Linked DNA regions of Homo sapiens: regions 2, 3, 4, 5 and 6 are each linked to region 1. A link is a loop called in an ENCODE intact Hi-C map of the cell type or tissue named here. Cell type or tissue: PC-3. All regions are shown on one strand. Each heading gives the region's core, and the rest is flanking DNA. Links, peaks and the distances in the headings are about the cores only.

Region 1 (5,208 bases), core at 778-4,777:
CCTCCCCCGCCGCTAATACCAGGAGCGCTGCTTCTGCGGTAACTTATTTTACCCCCAGAAGCCTGTTTTGGGACCGAAGTGTCAGGGTCCTGTGTGTCTTTTTATGCACTGTTCTCCTTAGTGCAAAGCCCTGCAGATATGCTTGGCCGAAAAGTCTCAGTGGTTTCAACTTCCAGATTTTGTTCCCGCGTCCGGTCGGAAAATCACCTGGGATTTGGCTGCTGTCTAAGGCCGGGGGAAAGTTTCCCTTGGAGGACGCCTATTATTATTATTTTCTTTTAGGCCCACCTGGGTCTAAATAAATGCTAAAGTTCAAACGAACCCGAGAAGGAACAGCGAGGCAGTGGATGCCGCCATTCCGTGGATGGGAGAGTCATGTCTACTGCAGGTGCGGACACCGTACTGATAGGCATTGATTATTGCAAAATCGTATTCAGTATCAAATAGAAATAGTCTTGTCCTCTAATCCCCACAGAATGTTTAAATCCAGCCCAGGGAGCCAGTTGGGGCGTCCCAACAAATACGCCCTCGAGAATTAGCGATGTTCCCCTTACAATGAAAGTCAATTGCTGCATAATAACTGGGCCAAAGAATTTCGTTAGTTTAAATTTTAAAAATTAGTATTGCACTTTGCTTTCAAGTTTGGGTGGCAAGTACCGAAGGGGAGAGGGAAGCAGCGTTTGTGTGGAAGGAAGTTTCGTTTTCTGTCTAAACATGTGGGACCTGGGTGTCTACCTCTCCAGTCGAGAGCTCTCTGCAGGCTCTCTCCCAACTTCCTGCACCTCCTCACCCTCACCTTACCCGTGGCGCTCGGGTTTTATTCCTGCCCGGCGCTTCTTTCCCAGGGCGAGTAGAGGCTTCTGAGTGACCGGCCCGCCAGAGGCAGCTGCAGAGCCGGCGTTCCGCAGGGCAGGGCAGGGCCGGGCCGCTGGGCTGGTCCAGTGCGCGCGGGTTCCCCCTGGCCTCAGCCAGCCGCGGGAGATGCCACTTCGGGCGACAGCGGCGAGACGCCGCTGTCCGCAACTCCTGGGCGGGTAGGACCGTCTGCTGCCTCTGCGGCCCTTGGGGCAGACTCCCCAGGAGTCCCTTCCTCTCTCCTCCCGCCCGGGGGCCGGGACCGCGCTGTGCCCACGGAGGGAACTGGGCGTCTCTGGCGCACTGGGGCTCCAGCTGCATGATCCCAGCTCAGACCTTAAGCCTCAGTGGGGTGTAGGTGGGATGGGATGTGTTTTTAGGAGATGAGGAGACCCCGGTTGTTGAGTCGCTCCCCAAATGCGCAGTTTCTTAACTCCAGGTGACATCCGTCTTTTGGAGGAACGAGTGAAGGCCGTTTAGGCGAAAGAGGGGTGGGTTTCAGTATTTGGATCCCTTCCCCCAGCTCTGCCAATCTCAGGTGTGTTTACGGTGGAGGTGACAGAAGGAAGGCGCGTCGGGGGACCCAGGCCTCGCAGGTCTTCGGCTGTCAACGAGGCACCGCCCACTGACTCCGCGCTTCGTCCCTCACAGCGTGGGGCTCGGCGCTGCGCCAGGCCCGGGTGCGGGGCGGAGCTAGGCTGGGACTGGCTGGGGGCCGCCCCGCCCGGCGCCTGGGCCTCCGCGCCGGCCCCCGGGGAGGAGTTATGATAATTTCCTTCTCATTAAGGCGCTCGGGTCCCCCGGCTATCGCCAGGACACACTGTTCGGGCGCGGCTTTCCCCGTCCGCGGAGCGGTCTTGACACTCGCGGCGGCAGCATCTACGCTCGCAGAGCCGCCGATGCGTGTCCAGTGACCCGGACAGCAAGGCCCGCGCGCGGCGGGGGCGGCGGCAGACGCCTGGTCACCGTGACCCCGATTTTGGATTTACCGCTTGGGGGCTGGGGGGATCCTGGATTTAACTGGCGACTGTTTTGGGGGACGCCGGACGCCATGTTGTGGAAAATAACCGATAATGTCAAGTACGAAGAGGACTGCGAGGTGAGCTGGGGCTCCGGGGTGCAGCCCCGCCCCGCCGAGGACAGTCCGGGAGGCAGGGGCCACTGGACCGAGGTCGGGGACGAGGGCATAGGAGCCCTGGCCTCTCGGTGGGACGGGATCCACTTCTCCGGACACCCCTTAGTCCATTTCTGCGGGGCCCCTTTCCTGTATAGGGCCTTTTCCTAAATAGCCTCCCCTCGGGAACGAGGCCTGGAAAGAGAATGGCAAATCCCACCCACACAGCTTACCGGGCGCTTTCCTAAGCGGCAAACAGCCCTGCTTCCCGTTTTCTCGGAAAAGTGCCCCGTCTGCAACCCTCAGACGTGGCTTTTACGCACGAAGTCTCTGTCCAAAGGGGTCAGATGAGGCTACCTGCTAGCGACACCTTGGCGGACACTCCTCCAAGGCCGGCTTGTCACCTGCCCCGCTACCTCCTCGGGGAAGCACGAAAACAACCGAAGTTTGGCTTTCAAAAGAAGTGGGGGCTGGGGAGTGGTGGTGGGGGTGCCCGAGGCCAGATGGGGCCGTAAGAGCTCGCGAGTGCTCCAGCCTGTCGGACAGGTTGAGCTAGAGTTTCGGAGAGTGGGAGGGAAGAAGGAGGCGGCGAGCGGGAAGAGGAAGAAGACGCAGGCAGCGCTAGGCGAGCTCAGGGGCGCCGGGAGCGCGGAGCTCGGGCTACGGACTCGCGGGAGTTCACTGCGCCTCCGGGCCCTGGAGGGCTGCCCCTGCCCGCAGGCCCGGGCGCTTCCGCCAGGAGGCGACAGCGCCATGTTCCTCCAGGTTCCCGGCGCCCCGAGACCCCTGGGCAGATGGGGACGCATCCTTTAGAAACTGAGTCGGGCCGCCCAGGGGCGAGGGAACGTGCGCGGGCAAGGCTGCCCAATTTCCAGGGTTCTTCATGCCCCCTCTGCGCCCCGACGTGCGAGAACACTGCCCTTGGCAGTGCAGGGCGCCCCCACTTATTACTCCCCTCGGCTGGGCCCGGCCAGCAGGGAGGGCCGCCCTGTGCGCGCGCTCCCTCTTCACTTCCCAGGGCGGCGCAGGGTGGCGGGCCCTGCTTTCCGAGCGCCGCCCGCTCGGAGGTCTTTGTCCCGAGGGCGTGGAAGGGAGGGTCCCGGGGGCGGGGGAGGTGCGCATTTCCCGCGCCGCGCACTCTATCCGCGCCTGCCGCGCTGCCACCTCCAGCAGTCCCTGCGTCATGGGCGGGCTCCACGAGATAGCTCTGCACCGGGCGTCCGGCTCCTTCGCCCCGGGCTCTGGCTCCTTCGCCCCGGGCTCCGGCCACGGACTTTTCTGGCCCAAGACCCAGGGTTCGGACTTGGCGCCTCCAAGCGCCTCGGGCTTGGGAGCAGCGCCTAGACCTTCGCCGCCGGGCTTTGAGAACTCGTTCCCCCAGGTCTTTCACCAGACTCTCCTCCCTCCCCGCACTCTTTGCTTACAACGAAATCCTCGGGGCGCATTGCCCCCGGGTACCTTCCGACCCTGGGCAAGCCCCGCCGGGCGGGGTGCGGTTGGTCCCCCGGGGCCCTCTGCGTAGCCCGGCGATGCCGGCCAGTTCGCAGTAGCGGGGTTTCGCACTAACGGGGTCTCCTGTTTTTTTTTTTCCCTCCAGGATCGCCACGACGGGAGCAGCAATGGGAATCCGCGGGTCCCCCACCTCTCCTCCGCCGGGCAGCACCTCTACAGCCCCGCGCCACCCCTCTCCCACACTGGAGTCGCCGAATATCAGCCGCCACCCTACTTTCCCCCTCCCTACCAGCAGCTGGCCTACTCCCAGTCGGCCGACCCCTACTCGCATCTGGGGGAAGCGTACGCCGCCGCCATCAACCCCCTGCACCAGCCGGCGCCCACAGGCAGCCAGCAGCAGGCCTGGCCCGGCCGCCAGAGCCAGGAGGGAGCGGGGCTGCCCTCGCACCACGGGCGCCCGGCCGGCCTACTGCCCCACCTCTCCGGGCTGGAGGCGGGCGCGGTGAGCGCCCGCAGGGATGCCTACCGCCGCTCCGACCTGCTGCTGCCCCACGCACACGCCCTGGATGCCGCGGGCCTGGCCGAGAACCTGGGGCTCCACGACATGCCTCACCAGATGGACGAGGTGCAGGTGAGCGGCGCTGCGGCTCCTGACCGGACCTGTTCACCCTACGGCCTTCTGCCCCCACCCCGCACTCCTCTAGGCTCCCCCGAACTTAAGGGAATTTTGTCCTCTCTCCCCCAGAATGTCGACGACCAGCACCTGTTGCTGCACGATCAGACAGTCATTCGCAAAGGTAAATAGCAAGGTGGCATCGTCTAACTCTGGTCACACGATCTGGGCTTGTGAAGTTGACTGGCAAGGTTGGGGGTATTTGGTGGCCAGCGTGGGACATTTGTGGTAGAAGGGACTGAAAGGGATTCATGGAAGCTAGATTTTAGGAGTGACAGAAAGGGATTTCCCTCCGACCTCCTAGGAGCTGTCTCTTCATCTCCGGAGTTGTTACTGCCTAGTTTTTTTTCTTGGAAAAATGTCCATGAATTCCAGTGGGTGTTTCACAATGTGAGAGAAAGTCTTCCAGAGCGAGTGAACACTGATTTAACTTGAAAAACAACAAGAAAAAAGTCACAGGCACACCTTCGTTGAGTGGTTGGTTCTGTAACAATTTTAATTGTTGAATAAGTTGTGATTTTATTTTTGATTTCAAACACGTGTATGGAAAACCTCCTTAATTCTGACCTGCAAGAAAAGTTTTGAAGCAATTTGGCCTACCAAATGAATACCTGTAAAAGGAACAGAGCTTGGAATGATCTGTCAGAGGGAGAGTTTTGCAGGATGGGGAGGAGGGGATTTGGAAAATTGGATTACTTGGTGAGTGAGTGGTTTATGAAATTAAGTTACTTAACTGACAGGATTACCAGGATTACCATTTTGACTGTTTTGGGAAATAGAGTAGGCCTAAATTGAAGGTAGTTTTGGCCTGTTACTTGAACTGCTTAAATGGATTGAGGATGGAGGAAAAATGGATTTTAAAGAAAAACTCAGAAAAGACTACAAATTTTCAGTAAACTTAGAACGTATTAGTTTGGATGATTAAATTTACTGTGATCAACTGCACTGAAAAATTTTGGAAAGAATCTTAATGTGTCCTATGATTTTGGTTGTTCTTGAGGGGAAAAAACTCACCGTTTATTTAGTATTGAAGCAGTCTTCTGAAAACAAATGTTCTAATTAAATAGTTTTCAGCAGCTGCTAGGAAAAAAAAAAAAAGAAACCCTCCAAGCTT
Region 2 (5,208 bases), core at 618-4,617, 360 kb after region 1:
AGAATCATTTTCAGCAGTAACAGGACTGAGTCCTGGCCAAGGAACTTGCATAATGTTCCTGGCTAGACTTCAAAATTTATCAATAATAGACAATCAGTGTACCTAGTAACTACCTGAAGCACACAGAGAAATCAAAAAGGATTCATTAGAGAAGGAAAACTTGCCAAGCAGGTAGGAATCTGATTTACAATTGCTTTTTTTAAAAAAAGACACCTATGGTGGAGCTTTCTTGACTAATTTTCTTCCTTGCATTATTCTTGATACACAGAGAAGCCAAACCAGTGATTCATCCATGACTCAGTCATAAATAAAGTGGCAAGTGGGATGCTGACTGACTTTGGCACCTGAATTCTAAGGTGCTACAGAAGTGTGGATTTTTATCAACAAACTAACACAGAGTTGAGGTTTTCAACTCCACTACTATGAGCCCTGGGACTTCCAAAGAGATGTCTCTCGGTCTTTCTTGGGGAGGAGTAAAGGTGAGGGTTGCTTTCTCCTTCAATTCAGCTTGAAACAACTCTGCTTTTTGTTCAAAAATTTATACACACATATGTGTAGTCTTTGTACATGAAAATGTAAAGAAGAAAATAAAATTGGTACAGATTAAGCCCAAGACAACTCCTACTTTCATTAATATAATTGCACGAGGTTAGCATGGTAGGTGTTCTGATGAATATGCTCCACCTCCATTCCACCCTCCCTCTAGCATCCCTGCTTGTAAGGCAGAGGCTATAAAGATGAAAATCATATTTCCTGGACTCTTTTGCAGCTAGATTTCTGGATGTGAATTAGATTCTGCTAAATGGATGTACCTGTGTGGAATTTGGAAGGTGAGGCAGGTGCCATTGTCCTGCCCCTTTTGGATGTGAGAGATGGGGTTTACTGCAGCTGCAACCCCCTGTGCATTTTCCAGCTTGTTCATTGTTGAGAAGCAGGTACGGTCATGTGCTCTCGAACTCTGTGGTTCTATTGGCAACCTCAGAGTTTGTAGCCCCATGCAAGGCCAGTTCTGCATGCTATGGGAGTCTTTCTTGGAAGAACACATTGGATTCCAGTCCCCAAAGCTCCCAGTGGTCTTGCAAGCACCGTGTTTCTTACATTAAACCCTGGAATGTTTTCTATTTCTTGCTTTGAAACTTGACTGATATGATTAAATAATTAAACATTACAGAAATAAACAAAAAGTAAAAGCTTCCCTCCCTATCCCAATTCCAATTTTTCTTTGTAACATATTTATTATTTCAGAAAACTTTTCTTTGAAAACCTCTTTATAGATAAGTGCATATATTGTTAAAATATGTTGTTATATATGTAAAATACATATATGTATTATATTATGTAATATTACTCAAAAAAGTCATAATATAGCTATGGTCTTGCATATTGATTTTTTAAATTACAAATCTTTTTGAACCTCAATGAGAACCCCTCACCAGAATGACTAAAAAAAGAAAAAACCTGACACTAGTAAGTGTTGACAAGGACCGGGAGCAATAAGAACTCTCATACATTGCTGGTGTGAGAATTGTAAATTAGTTGGACCACTTTGTAAAACTGATTGGCAGTTTTCATTAAAGTTAAATATACACCTATCCACTGCCTCAGCAGCTTGTCCACAAAAAGACTCATACAAGAATGTTCAGAGCAGCTTTACTATATTAGTCAAAAAGTAGAAACAACCCAAATGTCCCATATGTAAATGAATAACAAATTGTGTTATAACCTATAATAGAATGTTACATAGCAATGAAAAGGAACAAAGCACTCATGTATACATAACATGGATGAATTTCAAGAACATTATGCTAAGTGAAAGAAGCCAAGTATAAGAGAACGCACACCATGTGATTCCTTTTCTGTGAAGTTCAAGAACAGGCAGAACTACTCAACAGCCCCCAAAGTCAGAAGAATGGTTCCTTTGTGTGGGGAGAGGGCGTGACTGATTCTAAAGAGCACAGGGAGCCCTCTCAAGTGACGGGAATGTTCCATCTCGATCTTGATGGTTACACGGGTGTAGACACATGGAAAAATTACTCAAGCTGTGTACTTAAGACTAGCACACTTTCCTAACTAAAAGGTTATCTTTTTGTATCAGCACATTTACATCTGATTCCTTCTGTCGACTATCTGCAGAGATTTCTAGTGCACAAAGTTCCATGTTTTAACCACTGCCCTGTGTATGGACTTAATAGGTCGTCTTCAGCATTTTTGCCATCGCAGATGATGCTATGATGAGCATCCCTGGACATACCTCTTGTGATTCCACCGCAAGTATCCGTAGGGTAAATTCCTAGAAGAGAAATTGGTGGGTCAGAGGGAATGTGGCTCTTGATGTTTCACAGACATTGCCCAATTGCTCTCCAAAAATCTTGCAGCAAACATGCACTCCCGTGAACACCACAGTCATGAGAGTGCTGGTTTTTCCCACACTCTCCCCAGCACTGGAGATTATCAACTTTCACAATGTTTGCCGATCTGATAAGTAAAAGAAAATTATCTTTTTTTTTTTTTTTAATTAGAAGCTGCTCTATCTTTATCCATTTCTCATATTGGGTTTCTGCATCTGATTTTGTTTTTTTAAAAGGAACAAATTTGTTTTATTCGTTGCTAAATAAAACAAATTAAAATTTAAGACTAGAATAAAGGAAAGATCACATTTCTTGAGATTTAACAGCCAAAGGAAGAACAGAATTTCTCTCCGGTGGGTCGTTTCTGTAACACTGAGGCTGGGAGACCCCGTGGACGCCCAACTCACAGCTCATGGGGCCAATTCTGGCTTTGGGCACGATGTTTCAACTTTCTGTGCCTCAGTTTCTTCACCCGTGAAGCGGAGGGAATAACAGTGTTATTATTGCTGTGACAGTCGTTTGAGCTGTGACTCATGCAGGGCTCAGACCGCGCCTGGTCTTATCTCTGCTTCTGCCATTGCCGACATCAGCGTGAGTTGTTATAGAGGCTTCCCCTGTGGGCTTGAGTTTCTGTTTTTCTAAAATGAGGCTGCGGAGTGAGATCCCTTCCAGCTCTCCCGCTCTCCTGATTTCCTGTCCCGTGGCCCCGTGAAGACGTTGCTTCCCTGCCCTGGGCACTATGTCCCAGCTTCCTGAGGTCACCCAGACACCAACGTACCACCCAGGCTGTGCTGCCTCCGCCTTCTCCTAAAGGCGGCCACACTCAGTTGCCTGGCCACAAAGCGATGAAGCTTTTTCCAGAACCTCGGGATCCCTGGAGAGAGCATTTCCCTTGGCTTCAGCTGCAGCCCCTCTTTCTAGATGGAGTGAGCTCCATCGCGGGGGTCCCCCAGGGGGACAGATACCTTCCTGTTCCCTCTGCCCAAGGGCCCACGCTCAGAGCACTGCCTCCCACACTGTCCCTCTGCAGATCAACCGAGGCTTTGACTCCAACAGAGAGTGGATTCTAATTTAGTCTTGGCTGGGACCCCTTTCCCGCAAAAAGATATCTGACCTGATGTCTTGCCAAGTCTCTACCCTCCTCGGCTTACATCATGGAAACTGTCTCTTTTACTTCATGGAATTCAAGAACACTTTCTTCCTTCTGGGTCTGAATCTGAAGCCAGTCACGAAGGGAAGGCACTAATTTCTCTAATTGAAAAATCCTCTCCTCCAGATTGTAATGGCCCCGGACAAAAGGATCAGATCATTTGAAAGACAAATACTCTCTAAGTAAGTTTCCACATTGTTAATATTTCTTGCCTCTCTGGCCCCCACTTTCCTATTTCAAGGCCTCTCTCTAGTCCTGGTTGTGTTCGCTGGAGCCCAGAACCTAACCTGGCTTTTTTTCCCATTAAATAATCAATTATAGACTCACATCAGGCTGGGCACAGTGGCTCACACCTATAATCCCAGCACTTTGGGAGGCTGATGTGGGGCGGATCACCTGAGGTCAGCAGTTCGAGACAAGCCTGGCCAACATAAGGAAACCTCGTCTCTAACTAAAAATACAAAAATTATCCTGACATGGTCGTGGGCACCTGTAATCACACCTACTAGGGAGGCTGAGGCTGGAGAACAGCTTGATCCCGGGAGGTGGAGGTTGTAGTGAGCCGAGATTGCACCACTGTACTCTAGCCTGGGCGACAGAGCAAGACTCTGTCTCAAAGATAAAAAAAAAAAGACTCACATCAAAGCGAGGTTGATGAGGAGGACAGCAGGGAAAGACGTGCACTTGCTTATTAGTTGTTCATTTTGATGGCTCTTTTCATCTTCACTTTGAGGGCTGGGAAGGCACAACATGTTAGGTTTGATGGGGCTATTGTCAAATAAAATGCAAGGCATCGAGACGCACACTCATAAAAAGAAAAGTGATTTCCATCGGTTAACCTGAACATTGATTCACTTCATAGCTTGGAAGTTTGCTGTGTCAGGGTCCTGCTAATGTTGAATTCTAAGCCTGCATGCAAAAGTTTGCAAAACCCCTTCTTTTTGCATAGTTCAGGCGGATATACAGGTAGGTGGATATCAACAGCAGCTGAGACATGGTGAGGATGTAACTATGTGTCAGGCATGAGCTAAGCATTTGACTCACATCATCTCACTGAAACCTCACACCCACCCTGGAAAGAATGCTACTTCCACTAACTTCAGTCTACAGAAAAATGAGAGTTAGTGAGGCTTATTAATAAGAAGTTCAAGGTCACACAGGAAACCTGAGCAGAGCCATGACTGAGGCTCGGTCTGTCTGGGCCTCCAACCTCCCTGTTCCAGGGCTTCTAGATCTCTACACTATTGACATTTGAGGCTGGGGTAATTGTGTGTGGGGGGGGCGGGGGGGCGCGTAGGGGCTGTTCTATGCATTGTAGATGTTTAAAAGCATCCCTGGCCTCTACCCACAAGATGCCAGTGGCACCCGTTCCCCAGATGTGACAGCTAAAAATGTCAGACATTGCCAAGTGTCCACTGGGGGACAACATGACTTCTGGTCAAGAACCAGTGTGTTCAGTCTTTTCAGTGTCTCTGTTCTCTTCCTGCCACCCACGTGCACGTTAGGGCATGCTCCTTGGGACCCTCTACAGACTGTGGAAGCTACTTGGGAGGCAACCACTCCTGTAATCACTGAGCTTCTGAAACTGACCCTCCACCTGATGGGCCAGGGTATCTCAGTTCCAAGAAACCTGCTACTCCGCCTGCAGTCATCAAGAAGCTACTGTGCACGAGTGGTTTCCAGAAGTTACAGAAATGGACGAGACATAGC
Region 3 (5,208 bases), core at 755-4,754, 340 kb after region 1:
CTAATAATGGTAAAGAAATGAAGCATTTGCTTTCTTTTCAAAGCTCTCCCAAGGGTTCAGCTGGGCTTTCTGGCCAATTCTCCCAAGGCTTTAGAAAATAGGTTTGAGTTTGCTGAGGGCTCTGCATCCACCTGTTGAAGAAGGCTGAGGGAGTAACTGAATTTCGGGTTGCTCTCAAGACAGTGCACAGAAACAAGAGGTCCAAACTCTCACCTCCAAGGTAAACCCTTCTGATTTTAAAGGTTTGTGGGAATGCCAGCATCACTGAGCAGCCCCAATCCTCAAAGAACACTCGATAATGATTTATGGTTGTGGCTTTACCAACCAGGCACGGCAGGAGTGAGAATATTCATGCTGATGCTTATTCGTGATCTGCGCTAGGTGAATTACAGGCATGGTCAGGTGTCAGCCCAGAGACAGGCCCACTGTGGAGTAGGTGACACATGCCGAGGCCCTCTTATTTGCCCAGAGGTGCACAGTTAAGTAGTGAAGGCAGAATCCAAATGCAGATCCATCTGCTCCACTGTCCTGGGTCTGTTTTGTTTGTTTGTTTGTTTGTTTGTTTGTTTTTTGAAACGGAGTCTTGCTCTGTCACCCAGGCTGAAGTGCAGTAGTACGATCTCAGCTTACTGCAACCTTCGCCTCCCAGGTTCAAGCTATTCTCCCACCTCAGCCTCCCGAGTAGCTGAGATTATAGGCACGTGACACCATACCTGGCTAATTTTTTCAGAGATGGGGTTTCACCATGTTGGCCAGGCTGGTCTTGAACTCCTGACCTCAGGAGATCTGCCTGCCTTGGCCTCCCAACATACTGGGATTATAGGCATGAGCCACTGTACCTGTCCTGGATCTGTTTTTAAAGCAAAACCTGGCGTCTCCCACCTTCAGCTGGCCGCTGGAGCACTTCAGACTCCATCTGGGGAGCGGAGTGCCTTCCAGGCACTTTCCCTCTGCCCCAGGCTGGCAGCACAGGGTCCCACTCGCCATTTGGGGCCCCAGAAGGCAGAGGGGCCCGGGGTGAGTCTGAGTCTGCTCCCTTTGCAGTGAAGGCAGACTCCAGGGAGCTGGCCTTTCAAATGCAGAAAACAATTGTCCTGCCTTCCAAGCAAATGACAGGGGCTCATTTTGGAATCTTCCAGTTGCTCCTTTCCCCACTTCAGATCTGGGACTGCTTTTTCCAGCCTCTGCAGAAGGCAGGCCTAGCAGGCACCCTCAAACAGACTTCTAAGTGGGACTTTCAGTGCCAGGCGAGGTGTCACCCAGGACCCCCCACCCATAGGCTGAGGGAAAGAACAGTGCCAGATGACACCATACCTGCCACCTGCATCCCCTCCCGGGTGTGACCCTGGGCAAGTTACATGGCTTCCCCTGCAGTCTCAGCACTGTCTTCCTTACTGGCTGGTGAGGAGGGTCCCATGGAAACTGGCTCCTGGCAAATGCTCCGCTAAACAGAAAACGGGAGATAGGCGTGGGGGTGGGGGCACAGGTGCCAACGTGGTGCCTTCAATTTGCTTCCCCCCTCCATTTTGGGCTTTTCTTGGTTTGTTAGTGACTAATGGGACTTGGGCAAACTCTCAGGCGCATCCAAAGGAGAAGCCGTACTTGGAAATCAGACTCTATCCCCTTGAGTCAGATGAGGATGAGAGACTTGATCTCATTTCTGCCAAGGCCACAGGGCTGGATCCTGAGAACTCAGCATGACTTGGACCTCCCGAGGCCTCTGGGTGAGTGATAGGGCTCTGGAATCTGAAGTCCCAAAGCTCAGTGGGCAGAATGGCCTTGGCCCTGAAGCTCAGTGTTTTCCCTCCTTTTCTCTCCAAGGATCAAAAGCCAGTGACTTTCAAACCCGACCAGATCCCAGGTGTCCTTGGAGATTTCTCAGGACTGCCCCCGGGATGGAAAAGCCTCCTTCCACCTTTTGTGGCCTCAGTTTCCATGTCCTTGAGATTTCAGCAGGGACAGCGCCAGGATCCTTAACTAGGAGACACGTTGTAGACATACCTAGGGGGAGGCCTGGGCATCCGTCTTAAAGCTGCATTTATTTGCAAAATAAGCTCAGTGTTTTTATTTGTAGGATAAGCTAAGTAGATTATGTAAAATCTCCACGTCTCCCATCCATATTGCCAGTGTTGTGTGGTTCTGGGTATGATTGCACCCTGAAAAAAAGTGTTCTATGCCGAGGAATGAAAATTAAAACCCACAAATCTAACCTCTCGAGTGCACGCACGCACGGTAGTCACTTAGCGCCTCCCATGAGCCAGAGCTTTCATTTCCCATCCAACTCTGGAAGTGCTGCTTTTCTTGTTATCCCCACTTGCAGATGCAGAAACGGAAGCTCTGAGGGATGGCCTCGCCCAGCACACACCTTTGCAGAATTTGCTTTCAAAGCCAGGTCTCTACTACCATCTCCAGCACGCTGCTGAGCCTCTATGTGCATTAGAAAGTAAAATCACAGATGAATTTCTCAGCCATCTCAACGCGCCCCATCTCAACGCGCCCCATCTCACATTCATTATCATTTGCTTTGAAGGATTTTTTTCTTTTTGAACAGAAGGGGCACCTGGCTTTCCTACTCTGATTTGCAGATGTGTGTTGAAGGAATGGAGAGAGTAGATTTTGCAGTTATTCCCTCTGGGCCCTCCGACCTTCTTGGAGACCTGTCATGCAGGGTTAGCAAAGCCATTTCAACACACTACTGTGGTGTGGACAACCAACACAGACTTTGCTGCCCCGGAACAGCTCCCCACTGCCACCTCCACCCCAATTCTCTAGCTTTTAAAGCCTTTCACTTGGCAGGAAAACGCTGCCCCCTTCTGGCTTAAATGGACAGGCACGTCCAGGGCAAGGATTCAGATTCCTGTGAACGTCATTCAATGTGAATAATAGGCGCACTGAAGACCAAAGGATAAATCGGGGTAAACGGGGCAGGGCAAGACAATGCCGCTGGGCGGAGATGAAGATTTTGCGATACCCTCTTCACTTAACGAGATTCATGCAGTCCCTTCGGGGCAACAATAGCATTGCCACCAGTTGCACAACCCAAGATGTTGCTGACAGACTGTCCTCTGTGGAAGAGGTTATAAAAGCATCTATGATTTCAGAAGGGGCAATAACTCCAATAACTAACACAGTCTCCAGGGGTGACTCTCAAGCCGTGAAAGTCAGGACAGCGGCAGGAAGCCCCACACCGCCAGCAGGGATCCTTGGCTGCCAGTGGAAGCTGGGCTTGGCTTTGTGTGGGTTCTGCGCTCCTTCGCCCAGTTTCAAAACCTCCCGCACCTGTGTCTTTCTCCATGCAAATGAGCCCAACAGGAAAAACAGGCGCCTGTGGAGGTTTCACAACAACCTAGAAGCTGTCCCATGCCAGATCTCTGTCGGTGAGAAAATGTGTGTGGATGCTGACTTCTAGAAGACTCCAAAGCGCTTGTCTTCCCCACTCCCCATTTCCAAAGGCTGAGACTCCTCTGCACTCCGAGTTTCCTCCCACGCTTCGTCTGAAGAGTGGGTTTTGGGGAGTGAAGGATAGAAAATATCTGAAGACTCTTCCCTATGACTTAAGACATGAATTTTCTTCTCAAGTCTTGAACTAAAGTCAGAAAGTGTTTGCAAGAAATGTTCTTCTAGGTCCCACATCCACGGGACCAGATGATGCCTGGGTGAGCATGTTTTTTATGTATTTATTTATTTTTGAGATGGAGTCTCTCTCTGTCACCAGGCTGCAGTGCAGTGGCGTGACCTTGGCTCACTGCAACCTCCACCTCCCAGGTTCAAGTGATTCTCCTGCCTCAGCCTCCCAAGTAGCTGGGACTATAGGCGCCTGCCACCACGCTCAGCTAATTTTTGTATTTTTAGTAGAGACGGGGTTTCACCACATTGGCCAGGATCATCTTGATCTCTTGACCTCATGATCTGCCTGCCTCGGCCTCCCAAAGTGCTGGGATTACAGGCATCAGCCACCACACCCAGCTGGGTGAGCATGTTAAAGATCCCACAGGGAAGGAGCATGAGGGTCAGATGGGGGGAACATGGGGACCAGTTGGAGATGGAAAATGAGGGGTCAGATGGGGAAGGAACAGGAGGAGGTTAAATGGAAGAGGAACATGAAGGTTCAGATGGAGGAGGAATATGGAGACACAGATGGGGAGGAATGTGGGGGTCAGATGAGGGAGGAACAGGAGATCAGATAGGGGAGGAACGGGAGGAAGTCAGATGGAGAAGGAGCATAGAGGGTCAGATGGGGAGGAACAGAGGTCAGATGAGGGAGGAACATGGGCATCAGATGGGGAAGGAACAGGAGGAGGTCAGATGGGGGAGAGCATGGAGGCTCAGATGAGGGAGGAGCATGGAGGGTCAGATGGGAGAGGAACAGGAGGAGGTCAGATGGAGGAGGAGTATGGAGGCTCAGATCGGGGAGAAGCATGGAGGGTCAGATGGGGTAAGAACAGAGGAGGTCAGATGGAGGAGGAACTTGGGAATCAGATAGGGGAGGAACAGGAGGAGGTCAGATGTGGGAGGAGCATGGGGGTCAGATAAGGGAGGAGCACGGAGGGGCAGACAAGTCTGCTCTTCTGGCCTAGCTTGGGCTCCAGAGACTGGCATCCCCCCGGGCGGGTTGGCCTAGTGTGTGTCTCTGCTCTCCTTGTTCTTTGTAGCCTGTTTTTGTCCCACCAGCCTGTGAGCACCGTGTGACTGGGACCCGCCTCCCACATGAGTGTATCCCCAGCACCAAGCCAGGGCCTGGCACACAGCAGAGCCCAGCACGTCTTTGTTGCACGAGTGTGGGAAAGTGGCCAGCATCCAGGAGAGGAAGGGCCTGGCATGTTCAGCCCCTTCCCCTAACTGGGTCTTGATCACTATCCTGTAAAAGGAGGGAAATGGCCACGGTTTTCTCGGCCATCGGCTGGCTGGACTGTGCATTCTCTGGGGTGCCGTAAAGTCCTGTTCTGGGGCATTGCCCTGCATGATCAGCCTCCATCATTTTCCTCCCTGAAGTGGGAGGCAAATGCCAGCCCCCAGAGGGCAGGAACCCAGCACTTCCTGAGCGACATGTGGAGCCCCAGACCCCAGCTCATTCCGTCCCCCATGACAGGTGTGTGGACACTGTGGGGCTCCTGTGTCTTCACAGGAGTGATTATCCAGTGACCAGATCCCCACCAGGGGTAAGCAGGGAAACTGAGGCCTACAGCCCAGAGATTCTGGACTACCCAG
Region 4 (5,208 bases), core at 799-4,798, 80 kb before region 1:
ACTATTTCCGCAGGGTTTGGTGCTTACCTAATGGTGATTTCAATTTTCCTCTCCTTCTACATTTTTTATTGATTGGAATTCTGCTGTAAGGAAGAGCTGTTCCTTCGCTGTTGATTGATGGATGGATTTCAGTATGGACTTATGGGTGTTTATTTTATTCTATTAAAATCTGATGTTTTTGTTATTTTCTGGCTTCAACCTTGCCACCTTTGGCATTAGGAGCTCCTTTGGGTTGGCACTTGTGTTATGTGAGCAAGCCCCTTCCTCTTCTGAGCAATTCCTTACTTTCTGGCAACCCAAGATGCTCCATGCTCATCTGGTTCATTGCCTGCCTTCGTCCTGGAATCAGCCACTTCCCCAAGGGGCCAGGTTCCTTTTCTTGGAGAATGGTGTTTAGAAGCCAGGACCTGGTTACTGGGTGTGCTTGTTGCTATTGGGCTGCTATTGCTCTTAGGCCATCTTGTAGGAAATATAAATGGGTGTATGAAGCCTCTCCCCGAACACAGCTATGGTTCTGCATCTGTCTGGGTGTATGAATGTGAAATACCATGATTCTATGCTGACCTCTCCATTCTAGAAAGACACTTCAGGTTCATTCCAGCCATCCTCCTTCCCCTTCTTTACAGCTTCTTTCTCCAGCAGCAGGAAACCTGGCTTTCATGATCTATATTTACTTATATGTTTGATATAGTTTGGATCTGTGTCCCCGCTGAAATCTCATATTGAAGTGTAATCCCCCATGTTGGAGGTAGGGCATGGTGGGAGGTGATTGGATCATGGGGGTGGATTTCTCATGAATGGTTTGGCACCATCCCCTTGGTGCTGTTCTCATGACAGTGAGTGAGTTCTTGTGAGATCTGGTTGTTTAAAAGTGTGTGGCATCTCCCCTCACCCCCTTGCTCCTCCTCTGGCCATGTGACGTAGCTGCCCCTCCTTTGCCTTCCACCGTGACTGTAAGTTTCCTGAGGCCTTCCTAGAAGCCCAGCAGATGCCAGCACCATGCTTCCTGTACAGCCTGCAGAACTGTGAGCCAATTAAGCCTCTTTTCTTTACAAATTACCCAGTGTCAGGTATTTCTTTATAGCAATCCTAATATAGTGTTCAATTCTAGTACACATACAAAGAGTTGCAAACCCATAGCCCATTAAGAACATATGTATTAACTAGATTGCACATTTGGGGACAGCTCATTTCATCTTGAGCCTCACAGTATCCAGTCACGATGTTATCTTCTAAAGTTACTCAGTGTGGCTGGGCATGGTAGCTCACACCTGTAACCCCAGCACATTGGGAGGCCAAGGTGGGGGTGGATCACTTGAGGTCAGAGTTCGAGACCAGCCTGACCAACATGGTGAAACCCCATCTCTACTAAAAACACAAAAATTACCCAGGCATGGTGGCACGCACCTGTAATCCCAGATACTCAGGAGGCTGAGGCAGCAGAATCACTTGAACCCGAAAGGTGAAGGTTGCAGTGAGCCGAGATCGTGCCACTGCACTCCAGCCTGGGTGACAGAGCGAGACTCAGTTTCAAACCAAAAAAAAACCCAAAGTTACTTAATGCGTTTTTCCTTCCCTGGCCCCTTTAGGTGGTTGTGTTACTTATTTGTTGTTTGTAGTTTTGTGTGTTTTTTAGAGACACTGTCTTGCTCTGTTGCCCATGCTGGGGTGCAGAGGTATGATTATAGTTCACTGCAGCCTTGACCTCCCGGGCTCAAGCTATCCTCTTACCTCGGCCTCCTGAGTAGCTGGAACTACAGGTGTGCAACACCACGCCTGGCTATTTTTTTTTTTTTTTATTTTTTGTAGAGATGGGGTCTCATTTCATTTGTTATTTGTTAGGTTCATTTGTTAGTGTTTGTATTTCATTTTGGGTTCCTTTTGGATATGGCATGAACAGTAGATACTATGGGCCTGCCACGGTGGCTCACGCCTGTAATCCCAGCACTTTGGGAGGCCGAGGTGGGTGGATCACCTGAGGTCAGGAGTTCAAGACCAGACTGGCCAACATGGTGAAACTCTGTCTCTACTAAAAATACAAAATTTCGCTAGGCATGGTGGCACACGCCTTTAATCCCAGCTACTTAAGATGCTGAGGCACAAGGATTGCTTGATCCTGGGAGGCAGAGGTTGCAGTGAGCCAAGATCTCACCACTGCACTTCAGCCTGGGCAACAGAGTGAGACTCCATCTCAAAAAAAAAAAAAAAAAAAAAGAGTAGACACTATGGATATTCTTTTGGACTTTGCTCTTTTTCGCTTGGCAGTGTGTCCACAGGTTACTACTCCATGTCAGCTCACAGAGGTCTTTCTCTTCTTTTTTTCCAGTTGTACAGAACTTCATTGTGTGAACGTGCCATAGTTTACACAGCTGTGCTCTCAGATATGAACACGCAGGGAGCATCCAAACATTTGAAATGACAAACAACAGTGCAGGGCCTAACCTTGTGCCTGTGTATTTTGGTATTGCTGAAGCTGTAATTTCAGGGTAGATACCTAGAAGAGTGATCGTAGGTTAGAAAGGTAAGTGCATATGCAGTTGTGTTAGGTATTGCCAAATTTCCCTTTAAAAGGATTGTGCCAATTTGTATTCTCACAAGAGATGCTAGTACAAGTGTTGAGACTGATGTGTGGCTAGATGGCTGGAGAGCTGGCTGACATCTCACCCCGCAGCATCAATGTTAGAACCGGTGCTTACGCGGCTTGCAGTTACTAGAGAGAGCCACTAGATGGCAGATACAGCCCATCACAGACAACAGTGAGCACACCTTTTTCCAGATTTTGCTTCAGGGGCCTTTGATAACAATTGTGTAAGTTGAAGTAATAGAATGTTTCTAAATGACTAATAGCACAACAACTAGCTGTTTTGTAGGTTGTTTTTTGTTTTTTTGAGACAGTCTCGCTCTCTTGTGCAGGCTGGAGTGCAGTAGCTTGATCTTGGCTCACTGCAGCCTCTACCTAACCTCCGAGTCCAAGTGATCCTCCTGCCTCAGCCTCCCGAGTAGCTGGACTACAGGCACATGCCACCATGCCCAGCTAATTTTATTAATTTTTTGTAGAGACAGGGTTTCACTATGTTGCCCAGGCTGGTCTCAAACTCCTGGCCTCAAGTGATCCTCCTGTCTCGGCCTCCCAAAGTGCTGGGATTACAGGCATGAGCCACCACTCAGGCCACAACTAGCATTTGTAATACTAGTAGGAACAGTAACATTATTTTTATTAGCAAGTAACATTTTTCATTTGATTATTCATTCATACAGTAAGTGTATATTTGTTCTATGTGCTGTTATAGGCACTGGGATGAAGAGATTTAAAAACAAACACAACCATCAGCCTGCATAGAGCTTTCATTCTCCTGGGGGAGAGAGACAGTAAGGAAATACAAAAGCCAAATACATAGTCTATTGGGGAGCGTAGGTGCTATGGAGAAAGCACAGAAGGGGAATAGGGTGTGTGTGCGTGCCTGTGTGCACATATATGTGCATGCGTGCATGTGTGTGTGTGTGTGTGTGTGTATGTGGTGAGCAGGGTAGTTAGTTTACAACCTTAAACAATGTGATCAGGGAAGGGCTCACTGAGAAGCAGCTGACTGAGAGAGGAAGCTGTAAGGACAAGCTGGGAGGGGAGGGTGTACGGCAGGAGGAATGGGCCAGCAGAGAGCCCGCAGCAGGAGCAGCCTGGCATGATGGAGGTGCCAGTGCAGGGAGAGAAGGCGCGAGCAGCGTTGGAGCGGGGTGTGGACCTTGGAGACCCTGTAGGCTACTGAAAGGACTTTGGATTTGTCCCCGTGAGAAAGGAGAGCCATGGGAGAGTAAATCAAATCCCTCAGAAGCCCAGAAAGCAGCTGTCCTCAGCTCACTCCTCTCACCGCAGATCACCCATTCACCAGGTACTTACTGATGGCTACCATGGGCCAGATGTGATCCCAGGATTTGATCGTGAGAGGAGCTTGTGTCAGAGTGTGTGAACCAGAGCAACTCCATCTTAAACAGGAGCTGGGTAAAATGAGGCTGAAACCTACTGGGCTGCATTCCCAGATGGTGAAGGCATTCTAAGTCACAGGATGAGATAGGAGGTCAGCACAAAATACAGGTCATAAAGACCTTGCTGATAAAACAGGTTGCAGTAAAGGAGCCAGCCAAAACCCACCAAAACCAAAATAGCAAAAAGAGTGACCTCTGGTCATCCTCACTGCTACACTCCCACCAGCACCATGACAGTTTACAAATGCCATGGCAACGTCAGGAAGTTACCCTATAGGGTCTAAAAGGGGGAGGCATGAATAATCCACCCCTTGTTTAGCATATCATCAAGAAATAACCATGAAAATGCACAACCAGCAGCCCTCGGGCCTGCTCTGTCTATGGAGTAGCCATTCTTTATTCCTTTACTTTCCTAATAAATTTGCTTTCACTTTACTCTATGGACTCACCCTGAATTCTTTCTTGCACGAGATCCAAGAACCCTCTCTGGGGGTCTGGATCAGGACCCCTTTCCTGTAACACTTGGACTCTGGACCCAGCGGGCTCTGACAATCTGGGAGTGGCGGGCAACAAGCCTTCCTTCCCAGAAAGGGCACACGTGCAGTCAGGTAGGGCTGTGTACCACTCTGAAATGGACCAGAAGGTCTGTGGAGGCCATTGGCAGAAAACTAGCCTGTGCAGGGTGCCCTTCAGGGGGTCCTCAGGCTCTGATCATGTTTGAGCTACTTAACAGTTCTGTAGGCTGGGCGCAGTGGCTCATGTCTGTAATCCCAGCACTTTGGGAGGCGGAGGTGGGCAGATAACCTGAGGTCAGAAGTTTAAGACCAGCCTGGCCAACATGGTGAAACCCCATCTCTACTAAAAATACAAAAACTAGCCAGGTGTGGTGGCAGGCACCTGCAATCCTAACCACTCAGGAGGCTGAGGCAGGAGAATCACTTGAATCAGGGAGGTGGAGGTTGCAGTGAACTTAGATCACGCCACTGCCCTCTGGCCTGGGTGACAGAGTGAGACTTTATCTCAAAAATAAAAAAGAAAAGAAAAAAAGGGAACAGAAACTGTGTGACTTGGACAGTGGGCACAACTTTGGGTTCCCCACCCTGCCCATTCAGCCTGGTCTCAGCCCACCTACCTTGCCAGACATCCATTTGTTCTCTAAATATTAACTGACTCCCATGAGCCAAGCAGGCTCTCAGCACTGAGCATGCAGAGGTAATAGAATCCTAT
Region 5 (5,208 bases), core at 573-4,572, 170 kb after region 1:
GGGTTGATTCGCATGGCTGCTTCTCAAAAACTTTCTTCTCACGTGGTGGCCAGGACTTTGTGGGCCTAAGCCCCGTCCAGAGCTGTGGCGATCTCCCGGGCACTCGAATTTCATTTCTCCTTGGCCGTGTTCCTGGTACTTCAATAAAAAAAATCTGAAAAGCACGGGGAGTTTATCTCTTCAGCTACAAATGTCTTTCATTTCTCCGGAAAGAAATGAAAACACACACTGCCATGTAATGATGTTTACCGAAAAAAACAATCTCCCTGTAAAATCAACAGACAAAACCTGTATAAAATGGATCATTCAGCGGCTTCCTTGCAAACTCTACACCTTAATCCCTGCCACCAGCCTGTGCACCTTGAGCTCTTTGGCATTTTGTTTGTTTTACTTTCTTGAAAGCGCATGAGTGGAAAGAGGCATGTCCACAATTGTGTGGGTGAGCAGCGAGGAGACATTCTCCAAATAGCTCATCAGAGCATCCATCAATAGACGTTTTTCTCCTCGGCTCATGGCAGCGAATCAAATATTTAAATGTGATTTTTAGACTTAAAGGCACATGAAGCAATTTGTTTGACGAAGGAGGGAGTGGGTTGGAAAACTCTGCTCTGATGATGGGGAGAATTTTCTGCAGGGCTGAAGCTAACTCACCTGTGACACATGTTGCCTACAAATTGGGGTGCCCCTATCATGTAACAAAGGCCCCTTTGTGGAGGGGGTCAAGGCTGCACCCCATCAGTGGGCTCGGGGGCTGTAGTCTCCTTGGCGACAAGTCCTTTGCCCTGACAACGTCCACCTCCCGGGGATGTTCCCCACGGCAGCTTTTTGAGTTGAGTGCTGACAACTCCGATTTGCCAGCGAAGGGGGAAAAAATCAAAAATGATTCATCCGCCTGCTCAGCGTAGTGGGAAAGGGACTGACGGGGCCTTCAGCCGCTCGGCATCTCACCGTGGCAGAGGGAAATGCTAACAGGAGCAGACAACCACGGTGGAACTGGGGGTTGGGGGCACAGGAGCAGGAGAACGGAACACGAGAGGATCTGAGAGGGGCACGCCAAGTGGGTTCAGGCAAGAGACCCCGAGAGGCTCGTTTCGCCAAAGCATCACCTTGGGAGCCCCGCACCTGCCTCGTCTGGGCCAGTGCTCCCCGAGGTTGGTGGTCCTATGAGAGCTGCCGTTCTTAGGCTGGGACTGGTAGCCCCAATGTAATTTGGTACCCAGGTGGACATTTTTATTACAAAAATGCATAGTAGTGAAAACACAACTAGCATCCAAAAATTATGCTTTCAGGTGCTATTTTTTTTTTAGTAGAAATAACGACAATCCTTACCCGGGAAGCAGTCATTATTGCTGGCCAGGCCATGTTCCAAGTGATAAGCACAAGCCTCTGTTTTTATGGATGGGCGAATGCATACAGGTCTAAGACTCCAGTGGTTGGCCGGGCATGGTGGCTCACGCCTGTAATCCCAGCACTTTGGGAGGCCGAGGTGGGCGGATCACTTGAGCTCAGGAGTTGGAGACCAGCCTGGCTAACATGGCGAAATCCCATCTCTACAAAAAATACAAAAATTAGCTGGGCCTGGTGGTGCACGCCTGTAATCTCAGCTACTTAGGAGGCTGAGACACTCGAGAATCACTTGAACCCGGGAGGTGGAGGTTGCAGTGAGCCGAGATCGCGCCACTGCACTCCAGCCTGTGTGACAGAGCAAGACTCCTTCTCAAAAAGAAAAGAAAAAAAAAGACTCTAAAGAGTCCCATGAAAAGTTACCAACATTCCCATGTTACAGATGAGAAAGCCACCGATGCCAAAGAAATTACATCAATTTCTCCACACTCATCGTCCCAGGTGTTGATTTGTTGATTTTTATAAACCAATCATAACCAGTTCAGCCTTTTTTTTTTTTTTTTTTTTTTGAGACGGAGTCTCGCTCTATCGCCCAGGCTGGAGTGCGGTGGCACGATCTCGGCTCACGGCAAACTCCGCCTCCCGGGTTCGCGCCATTCTCCTGCCTCACCCTCCTGAGTAGCTGGGACTACAGGCGCCGCCACCACGCCCGGCTGATGTTTTGTATTCTTAGTAGAGATGGGGTTTCACCGTGTTAGCCAGGACGGTCTTGATCTCCTGACCTCGTGATCCGCCCGCCTCGGCCTTCCAAGATGGTCTCGATCTCCTGACCTCGTGATCTGCCCACCTTGGCCTTCCAGGATGGTCTCGATCTCCTGACCTCATGATCCGCCCCCGCCTCGGCCTCCCAAAGTGCTGGGATTACAGGCGAGAGCCACCGCGCCCGGCCAGTTCAGCCTTCTTCTCCCTCCACACGCCATCCGGGGGGTGCTCAGTGGAGACCTGTTGACTCACAGCTCTGTCAACTCATGAGCCCCGTGTGTTTCCCGTCCTTTTTCTTGGGCCGACTGTATGACTTGGCTTATGTAAACCCGGCTCATCAAAATCGTAACAGATGTCTATCCCACAGCAAGGCTCACGTTCCCTCTTCCAGAAAAGCCTGCTTTTCTACATTTAGGAAATGGTGACGCAGGTAAAACACAGCAATTTGATCAGTCATGGTTTAGAAAGCATTTCACCTTCTGTGGGGTCAATTCCAAGGCAACAGGCAAGCTTGGGAATGTGTGCAGTCCCAGGCAAGGCGTCTGCGTGAACAGGGGAGCCCCCACCGTCAAGCTGCTGCCTTTAGCATCTCGCATTCCTAGCTCTCAGCTCCCCGCAGGACAAAAGGCTGCTTTCCTTCCCTGCCTCTGAGGTTAACAATCGGCCCATTCACACTCCCGACCTGTCTGGTAGCTGCTGGAAAACAGGTCCGTGCAACACAAGCAGGCACAATCCTCACACAAACATTTCCCCGCATTCTCGCACTGCCAATGCACTCAGCACACATCCACATACTCACACACAGACGCTTACACACATACACACACCCTTATGGTTATTGATGCACACCCAGACACACTCTCACATGCAAGCACACACTCTCATACACTTTTATACACAAACACAGTCTCACACAACACTCTCCCTCTACACACACACACACCCAGAAAATGCGAACTCACACACACACGCACACACATGCTTTCTCACACACATACACTTGCTTCTTCTGGGCCAGTGTTCCCCAAGGTTGGTGGGACTCGTGCACACACACTCTCACACACATGCTCATGCACTCACACACAGACACAGTCACACACACACACAGACACAGACACACTCTCATTCCTATGCACATGCACACACACTCCCCTCACACACTCACAGGCACACACTCCCTCCCCCCACACACTCACACACACACTCCCTCCCCCCACACTCACACACAGACACACTCACAGACACACTGCCTCCCGCACACACTCACACACAGACACATTCACAGACACACACTCCAACCCCGACACACTCACACACAGACACACTCACACACTCCGATCCCTACACACACACAGACACTCACAGATACTCCCTCCCCCACACACAGACACACTCACTCCCCCCCACAGACACACTCACAGACACACACTTCCTCCCCCTCACACACACAGACACACTCACACACACTCTGACCTCGACACACACTGAAAACCCTGGTAGGGACCAGGTGTGGATATGCAGATTTCATGGTCCAAGCTGAGGAAAACCTTGTAAATTGATGGTCAGTGAATTAATCAAAAAGCCTCTACTGGGCACCAGGCTGCAGGCTCCATGCTGGGGCCTGGGGAGCCCAAATCAGGAGAGAGGCGGTGGTGAGGCAGCTGGGCACAGACCGATGGATCAGGACCCACATCCCTCCAATCTCCAAGGACCTGGAGTCTCTTCTCAGCCTCAGTTTCCCCAGGTATAGTGACTCAATCCCCTCACTTCCTTCCTTTCTGTGGTGCCAAGGGGCTCGACACCCCTGGGCAGGGAGATGGGTGCCTTCTGATCCATGGTGAAGCCTTGCCTGGCTTGCTCTGGGAGAGGCAAGCAGGTAGCCAGCGCCTCAGAGGCACAGGGCCTTTGCAGCAGTGGCGCCACATGCCGGCAGCCTCCCCCAGGGTGAGGTGGCCTATTATACACACTGGCTCTGGGGCCAGGTGAGTGGCCTGTGTTCAAATCCTGCCTCTGCCACTTATAAGCTCAGCAGCCTTAGGCAAAATGCTGGGCCTCTCTGCAGCCGTCTTACTTGCAGGGCACGGATGATGCTGGCTCACCCGTTCCTCGGGAGAGTGAGTGAGTGAGTTCACAGAGAGCCCTGGGGACAGCGGGGGCTCAGCTCAGCACCCTGCCTCCTGCCTCAGGTTGGACCTTGTCCCTGGCTACCTCCTTCTCCCCCCAGCATGGCCCCTTATCTGGCCCTCCTTCCTCAGAGAGGCCTGCCCGGGCCACCTGGCGAGTGTAGCTTGGTCCCTGTGGCCTCATAGTACCCTCCTTTTTTTTTTTTTTTTTTTGAGACTGGCGTTGCTCTGTAGCCCAGGCTGGAGTGGAGGGGCACCACCATACTTCGCTGCAGCCTCAACCTCCCCAGGCTCAAGTGATCCTCCCACCTCGGCCTCCCGAGTCACTGGGACTGCAGGTGCACACCATCACACTCTGCTAATTTTCACATTTTTTGTAGCAATGGGATGTTGCCATGTTGCCCAGACTGGTCTCAAACTCCTGGGCTCAAGTGATTCTCCTGTTTCGGCCTCCCATAGTGCTGGGATTGCAGGGGTGAGCCACTGTGACTGGCCTCTCATAGCATCCTCTTTACCTCCTTGGCTGAGCTCGTCACAACTTACAACTTGATATTTATTCCTCTAGCCTTTTCCTTCCCCACTAGACTGTAAGGTCCGTGAGAGCAGGTCTGTCTGTTCCCCATGGTGTCTCCCCGGAGCCCAGCAGCGTGTTGGCCCACAGAAGGCACTGAGTACTTTCGTGCTGAAGAAGCTTCCAATAACCCTGACAGATGGAGAAGCAAATCCTGCTGTGTAGACCAAGAGGGGGAGGGGCTGCAGAGGCAGGGGGATTGGGGGTAAGACTGGATATTAGGAGACAGTGAGGAGAGGCAGTCACGCCCCGCCGGACAGCCGCCCACTTGCAGGGCACAGGCGGCATAAAGCAGTTTATTCAGGGAGCCCCAGGCCCACCAGGACAGCTGATCAAGGCAGGGACACGGCCAGCCACTGCGTTTTTGACACGACTTGCTGGCTCAGCCCTGGAGAACGTAATTATAAA
Region 6 (5,208 bases), core at 841-4,840, 59 kb after region 1:
TGGCTCCGCTTCTGAAGTGGGCGCCACGAGCTCACGCTTGGCTCGTGCTCCTCACCGATGCTCTCTCTGCTCGGCCTTGCTGAGCCAGGCGGGGTTCTGGCTTCAGTGCTGCGTCTTCTCTCCTCCATGAACAGAAATCCCCGAAGGTCAGCGGTCTTGAGTATAATCGTCTTCAGATATCTGAAGAGCCGGTGTGAACAGCCGTTCAACTCAATTGCCCCACTTTTCATCGAGCATTTCCTCTCTGCCTGCACGACTGAGGTCTTCTCTGATTTTTTTTAGTAATTCATATTGATTTATTTTATAAGTTCTATTGCTTCTATTGATAATTTCATTAATTAATAGAAAATTAAGATGAGGTCATTTTGGTAGCACAAATATTGAAATAGAGTTTTGAAATAGTATGATCAACTAATTTATCGTCGTCACCAGGACTTTTTGATAGTGAAACTGGGCTCTTTTACTAATTATGTGGGGAAAACAGGTATAAACGGAGACTGTCCCATGCAAACTGAAATATATCATCACTATTGAGAGATGACTTGCTCAAACCTTAACATCCCATTTATTTCCGAATTTGTTTTAATGATGGAAACAAGGGAGGGAATCTGAGTCACACAGGGAGTAGCTGCAAATGGTAACAGGTTTTTTTTTTTTATGCTTGCCTTTTTTATTTTTTGTTTTGAGATGGAGTCTTGCTCTGTCGCCCAGGCTGCAGTGCAGTGGCGTTATCTCAGCTCACTGCAGGCTCCGCCCCCCGAGGTTCACGCCATTCTCCTGCCTCAGCCTCCCAAGTAGCTGGGACTACAGGCGCCCCCCACCTCGCCCAGCCAATTTTTTGTATTTTTAGTAGAGACGGGGTTTCACCGTGTTAGCCAGGATGGTCTCGATCTCCTGACCGCGTGATCCGCCCGCTTCGGCCTCCCAAAGTGCTGGGATTACAGGCGTGAGCCACTGCGCCCGGCCCGAATTTGTTTTAATGATGGAAACAAGGGAGGGAATCTGAGTCACACAGGTAACAGGTTTTTTTTTTTTTTTTTTTTTTTTTTTTTTTTTTAATGCTTGCCTTATAATAGTAGTTCTCAATCTTAACTCACCCAGGGCCGGGTCTGGCAAACTACAAGGTCCAGCTGCAGTCTGTTTTTGTAAATAAAGCTTTATTGGAACACAGCTGTGGCCACTCATTTACCTTCTGTCTATGGCTGCTTTCGTGCAGCACAGGGATAGCTGATGAGCTGCACTGGAGACAGGACAGTTCACTTCTAGGATATTTAGTATCTGGCCCTTTATAGAAAACATTTTCTCTCTGAGCGTAGTGGCTCATGCCTGTAATCCCAGCACTTTGGGAGGCTGAGGTGGAAGAGTGACTTGAGCCCAGGAGTTTGAGACCAGCCTGGGCAATGTAGCAAGACACCCACCTCAATAGATACAATAGATAGATTATAGATGATACATTGATTAAATGTTTGCTGTCCCCCAACGTTGGGAATGTAAAGAAATTCCAGTGTCTTACTCCCAAGAGACTCTGATATAATTGCCCTGTGGGACAGCCTGAGCAGCACTGAGTCTTGCCGTGACATCCAGGCTGTAGTGCAGTGGCGCGATCTCGGCTCACTGCAACCTCTGCCTCCCGGGTTCGAGCAATTCTCCTACCTCAGCCTCCCAGGTAGCTGGGATTACAGGCTACCATGCCTGGCTAATTTTTGAATTTTTAGTAGAGACGGGGTTTCACCATGTTGGCGAGGCTGGTCTCAAAATCCTGACCTCAAGTGATCTGCCTGCCTCGGCCTCCCAAAGTGCTGGGATTACAGATGTGAGCCACTGCACCCGGCCAACACTGGCAGTTTTAACAGTGCCTTAGGCTGACAGCTGGGTACAATGGTGCATGCCTGTAACCCCAGCTACTAGGAGGCTGAGGCAGGAGGATCGCTTAAGCCTAGGAGTTTGAGGCTGCAGTGCACTGTGATTGTGCCTGTGAATAATCACAGCAACCTGGCGACAGAATGAGACCCTGTCTCAAAAAATAAGAGTGTCTTAGGTGATTCCACCACGGAGTCAGTGGTCAGCACTGAGAACCAGGATATTAAAGCCAAATTCGGCCAAAGGTAGTGTCTCAACATGTGCCCCCATACCATTCATTCTTTCCGTGTCAGGTAACACGTGGGTGATCTTCAGTGTTTTAAATCTGGGAGAGGGGACACATGGGTTTTAATTTTTGTTACATTTTGAAAATAGTTATAAGATTTACTTTAAAATAAAACTTGAGCTGGGCGTGGTGATGGGTGCCTGCATTCCCAGCTACTTGGGAGGCTGAGGCAGGAGGATCATTTGAGGTCAGGAGTTCTGGGCTGAAGTGTGTTAGCTATGCTGATCTGGTGTCCACACTAAGTTCAGCATCAAATATGTTGACCTCCCAGGAGCAGGTTGCCTAAAAGGAGGGGTGAACACGCCCAAGTTGGAAATGGTGCAGTTCAAAACTCCTGTGCTGATCAGTGGTGGGATGACGCCTGTGAATAGTCACTGTACTCCAGCCTGGGCAACATAGTCAGACCCCATCTCAAAAAAAAAAAAAAAACCAAAAAAAACAACCAGACAAACAGACAAAAAATTGAACTTGAATCGAAGACTTGGGGTGGACTTACCTGGTTTAGTCTCCGCATAGCCCTCTGGGGACTGGATTCCACTTTTCCTTTTACAGGTGAGGAAATGGAGCCCCTGTGGGGTTGAAGGACTTGCTCCAGGCTGCACAAAACCTCAGGCTGACTCTTTCCAAAGCAATGCTTGACTTCTTGGGAGGGTTTTTAATTTTTTTCCCCAACACCCTCCTTTCCTTGACAAGCTCCTGAATATCAGAGAAGGCCAGAGAGGATGGTGTCCTGTGTTCCTGAAGGCAGGAAGTGTTTATTGAGCCCCTACTAGCTGCAGAGCTAGGCATGAAACTGTCACAGTGAACAGAAAAGGGCCCTGCCTTATGGAGTTGGACGTCCACCGTGGCAGACAGGCCCCGCGGGGAGTTTGGGTGAAAAGTCGTTGAATGTCAGGCAAGCAGCGGCCCCGGTGCTGCTGACCTTGTCTGGGAGGATCAGGAAAGTTTCCTGGGGAAGAGGCAGGGAGATCTGAGCTGAAACATGGAGGATGAGGCTGTGGCTGCCTGTCTTTAGTGCATGGAAGAGAATTCCTGGCAGAGGGAATAGCACGTGTGAGGACCCAGCTGGGGAGTCCAGGGCTGGCACCTGGAGAGCTCTGGGAGGGGCTCTAGGTGGAGCTGGAGAGGGCAGAAGTGGGAGGGAGGAGGGAGGCAGGTTCCGCACCACCCCCAGGGGGTTAAATTAGACTGGTGAGTCAAGATTCCAAGAAGACGAATGGCTCTCCTGCCAGAATTTTAGGCAACTCCACATTCCAAGACAGCCCACAGCTTCCTCTAACAGCCACGCTGTTCCCAGCCCTGGTGGAGGAGGCAGGAGCCGGCCACTAGCTGGGACACTAGGTGAGAGGTTAGGCCTCAGGTTGGCATCTGGGTCGGATGACAGAGTCGGGTGGAGGAGTCCAAGACACTGGAGACCCTCAGGCCCAGGCTCAGGGTTCCCAGTCCTGCACCTGTTACCTGTCTGCATTTGCGTCCTTGGGAAACAAACTTTGAATCAGAGATTTATGTGCAGGCAGTTTAGTGGGGCGTTTTCTCAAGAGCTGCACCTGTGAGGGAGGGTAAGCAGCTGGGCTGCAGTGCTGAGGTCTCGGCTCTTCCTCATGGGAACTCTGAGCCAGGTGGGCGCTTAAGAGATGTTCCCAATCAATCAAGGCCAAAACTTATCTACCAGTCATCAGACGCAAGCTGTCCCTCAGGGAAGGGGCCACGGGATCAGATGAGGCAACTCTGAGGCTGAGGGCAATTCCTGGGGAGTTGCTTGGCTGTGAGCTGCCAGCTCCCGCTCCCAGCAGCCACAGGAATGGAGTGTCCTGGTCTGGAAGGGTGGATCTGCAACCACAGCATCCACTACAGCAGCTGTGTGACCTGGAGCACACAGCCTAACCTCTCTGAGCTTCCTTTAGGACCACAGCATCCGCTACAGCAGATGTGTGACCTGGAGCACATGGCCTAACCTCTCTGAGCTTCCTTTATGCAAAATGCAGTCACTGGGCTGTTGGAAGGATTCAGAATATTGCATATAAAGCACCTGGCCCCAGTCTTGAGCTCCAGGAAGCACCCAGGAAGTGTTTGTTTAGTTGAAAGGATCAGTGAATGTGTTGCTTCATAATGAGAATGAGTCTGAGAACCCCCTTTCTGGTGAAAAGATCACGGGCCCAGGAGTCAGGAGAGAGTGGTCGCTTCCAGCAGTAACTGGTTGTGTGACAGAAGTATGATAAGACCGTAGGCTTTACATTTAGCTCTCTGGGCGTTAAATTCTTTATCTTGTAAACAGGGATAATGACACCTGTGCCACCTTCTCCTAGGCTATCTCCTCCTCGGTGTTGGGAAACTGAATGGAGATCGTGCGATGGGAGGTGAAAGCTTTGAAAGGGAAAAGATATCATCAGTTTCTACAGGTGGGGTGGGCGTGGCAGCAGGTGGCAGAGCAGGAAGTGGCCTAGGTGAGCCAGAACCCTGGTCAGGCGTGAGTGCAGCCCTGCACCCACATAAGCTCACACGTTTGCACAGGCTCCCTGGCACATGCATGCCCCTGCATGCATGTACACACAATCATGTGTACCCCAGTAATGCACCCACTCACAACCACCAGAGCAAAACAAAGACAAGGAGTGGAGCTGTCTGTGGTGCACCTGGGGCCCCAGCTCCCCTCCCAGCCCATGACTACACTGTGGAGGGCTGAGGAATGGGGTTGCTGAGAAGGAGCCCAGGCTGGGGGCCATGTGCATGCGGGTCAGGCTGGCAAAGCCGTCTGCCTGCCTCTTGTTTTAGGCTGCCAGGCTGGGCAAAGGCCACGTGCTCGGTGGAAGAGCCCAAGCCAATGTAAATGGGCCCCTTTGGAAGTAGGGCTCATCTGGAGAGCAAGCAAGCAAAACAAGCTTAGCTTTTCATTTAGGGACCGTCACAGAAAACTCGGAAATGCACCAAAGAGTTAATGGTATTTGGCGCTGATCAGTGGCATTGAGGGTGCTTTCTATTTCCGTCCCTTTGATTCCACTCATTTTTCTATGTCAACATGCATTAGCATTGAATGATTATCAGGATCGTCAGTGTGGGTTGGC

What was found. Hi-C counts contacts between places; a loop is a spot of excess contacts. Peaks named below come from ENCODE experiments on the same cell type or tissue, not always from the same donor. Only the 100,000 strongest peaks of a DNase experiment are listed, where the experiment ranks them.
Region 2: a loop joins it to region 1, with 4 times the contacts of the local background. A loop is called at or near these places in 12 of 110 quality-filtered maps.
Region 3: it touches region 1 in a loop (10-fold over the local background); 12 of 110 quality-filtered maps call a loop at or near these places.
Region 4: it touches region 1 in a loop (7-fold over the local background); 8 of 110 quality-filtered maps call a loop at or near these places.
Region 5: a loop joins it to region 1, with 8 times the contacts of the local background. A loop is called at or near these places in 4 of 110 quality-filtered maps.
Region 6: a loop joins it to region 1, with 5 times the contacts of the local background. A loop is called at or near these places in 3 of 110 quality-filtered maps.

Annotation. Positions count from the first base shown.
Region 1 is chr20:56,627,639-56,632,846 of GRCh38, forward strand. It overlaps TFAP2C (transcription factor AP-2 gamma), which reads left to right and starts at 1,668. Exons shown (of 7, transcript NM_003222.4): 1 at 1,668-1,954; 2 at 3,567-4,052; 3 at 4,167-4,218. The coding sequence starts at 1,907. RefSeq lists an enhancer at 1-215 and silencers at 1,579-1,638, 1,695-1,989. In PC-3, for the core only: CTCF peaks have their summits at 963, 2,741 (motif pointing right), 2,948 (motif pointing right) and 3,902; DNase peaks (open chromatin) are centred at 1,593, 2,543 and 3,073; H3K4me3 peaks cover 4,000 bases; H3K27ac peaks cover 3,125 bases.
Region 2 is chr20:56,985,192-56,990,399 of GRCh38, forward strand. It overlaps LOC105372683 (a long non-coding RNA gene), which reads left to right. Exons shown (of 4, transcript XR_936898.3): 3 at 1-171; 4 at 269-613. Among named protein-coding and RNA genes, the nearest start is that of BMP7-AS1, 230 kb to the right of the region's middle. In PC-3, for the core only: no CTCF peak of the experiment used is centred there; DNase peaks (open chromatin) are centred at 1,960, 2,300, 2,970 and 4,550; H3K4me3 peaks cover 1,102 bases; H3K27ac peaks cover 2,451 bases.
Region 3 is chr20:56,971,767-56,976,974 of GRCh38, forward strand. LOC105372683 (a long non-coding RNA gene) reads left to right here and starts at 2,869. Exons shown (of 4, transcript XR_936898.3): 1 at 2,869-3,656. In PC-3, for the core only: CTCF peaks have their summits at 2,810 (motif pointing left) and 3,019; a DNase peak (open chromatin) is centred at 2,845; H3K4me3 peaks cover 784 bases.
Region 4 is chr20:56,548,075-56,553,282 of GRCh38, forward strand. No RefSeq gene overlaps it. Among named protein-coding and RNA genes, the nearest start is that of FAM209B, 17 kb to the left of the region's middle. In PC-3, for the core only: a CTCF peak has its summit at 2,723 (motif pointing right); a DNase peak (open chromatin) is centred at 2,737.
Region 5 is chr20:56,802,089-56,807,296 of GRCh38, forward strand. No RefSeq gene overlaps it. Among named protein-coding and RNA genes, the nearest start is that of TFAP2C, 180 kb to the left of the region's middle. RefSeq lists a silencer at 2,545-2,839 and enhancers at 2,553-3,424, 4,677-5,208. In PC-3, for the core only: no CTCF peak of the experiment used is centred there; a DNase peak (open chromatin) is centred at 2,533; H3K4me3 peaks cover 519 bases; H3K27ac peaks cover 3,405 bases.
Region 6 is chr20:56,686,136-56,691,343 of GRCh38, forward strand. It overlaps the pseudogene RN7SL170P. Among named protein-coding and RNA genes, the nearest start is that of TFAP2C, 59 kb to the left of the region's middle. RefSeq lists an enhancer at 4,156-4,751. In PC-3, for the core only: CTCF peaks have their summits at 2,722 and 2,921; DNase peaks (open chromatin) are centred at 3,386 and 3,886; H3K4me3 peaks cover 451 bases; H3K27ac peaks cover 1,879 bases.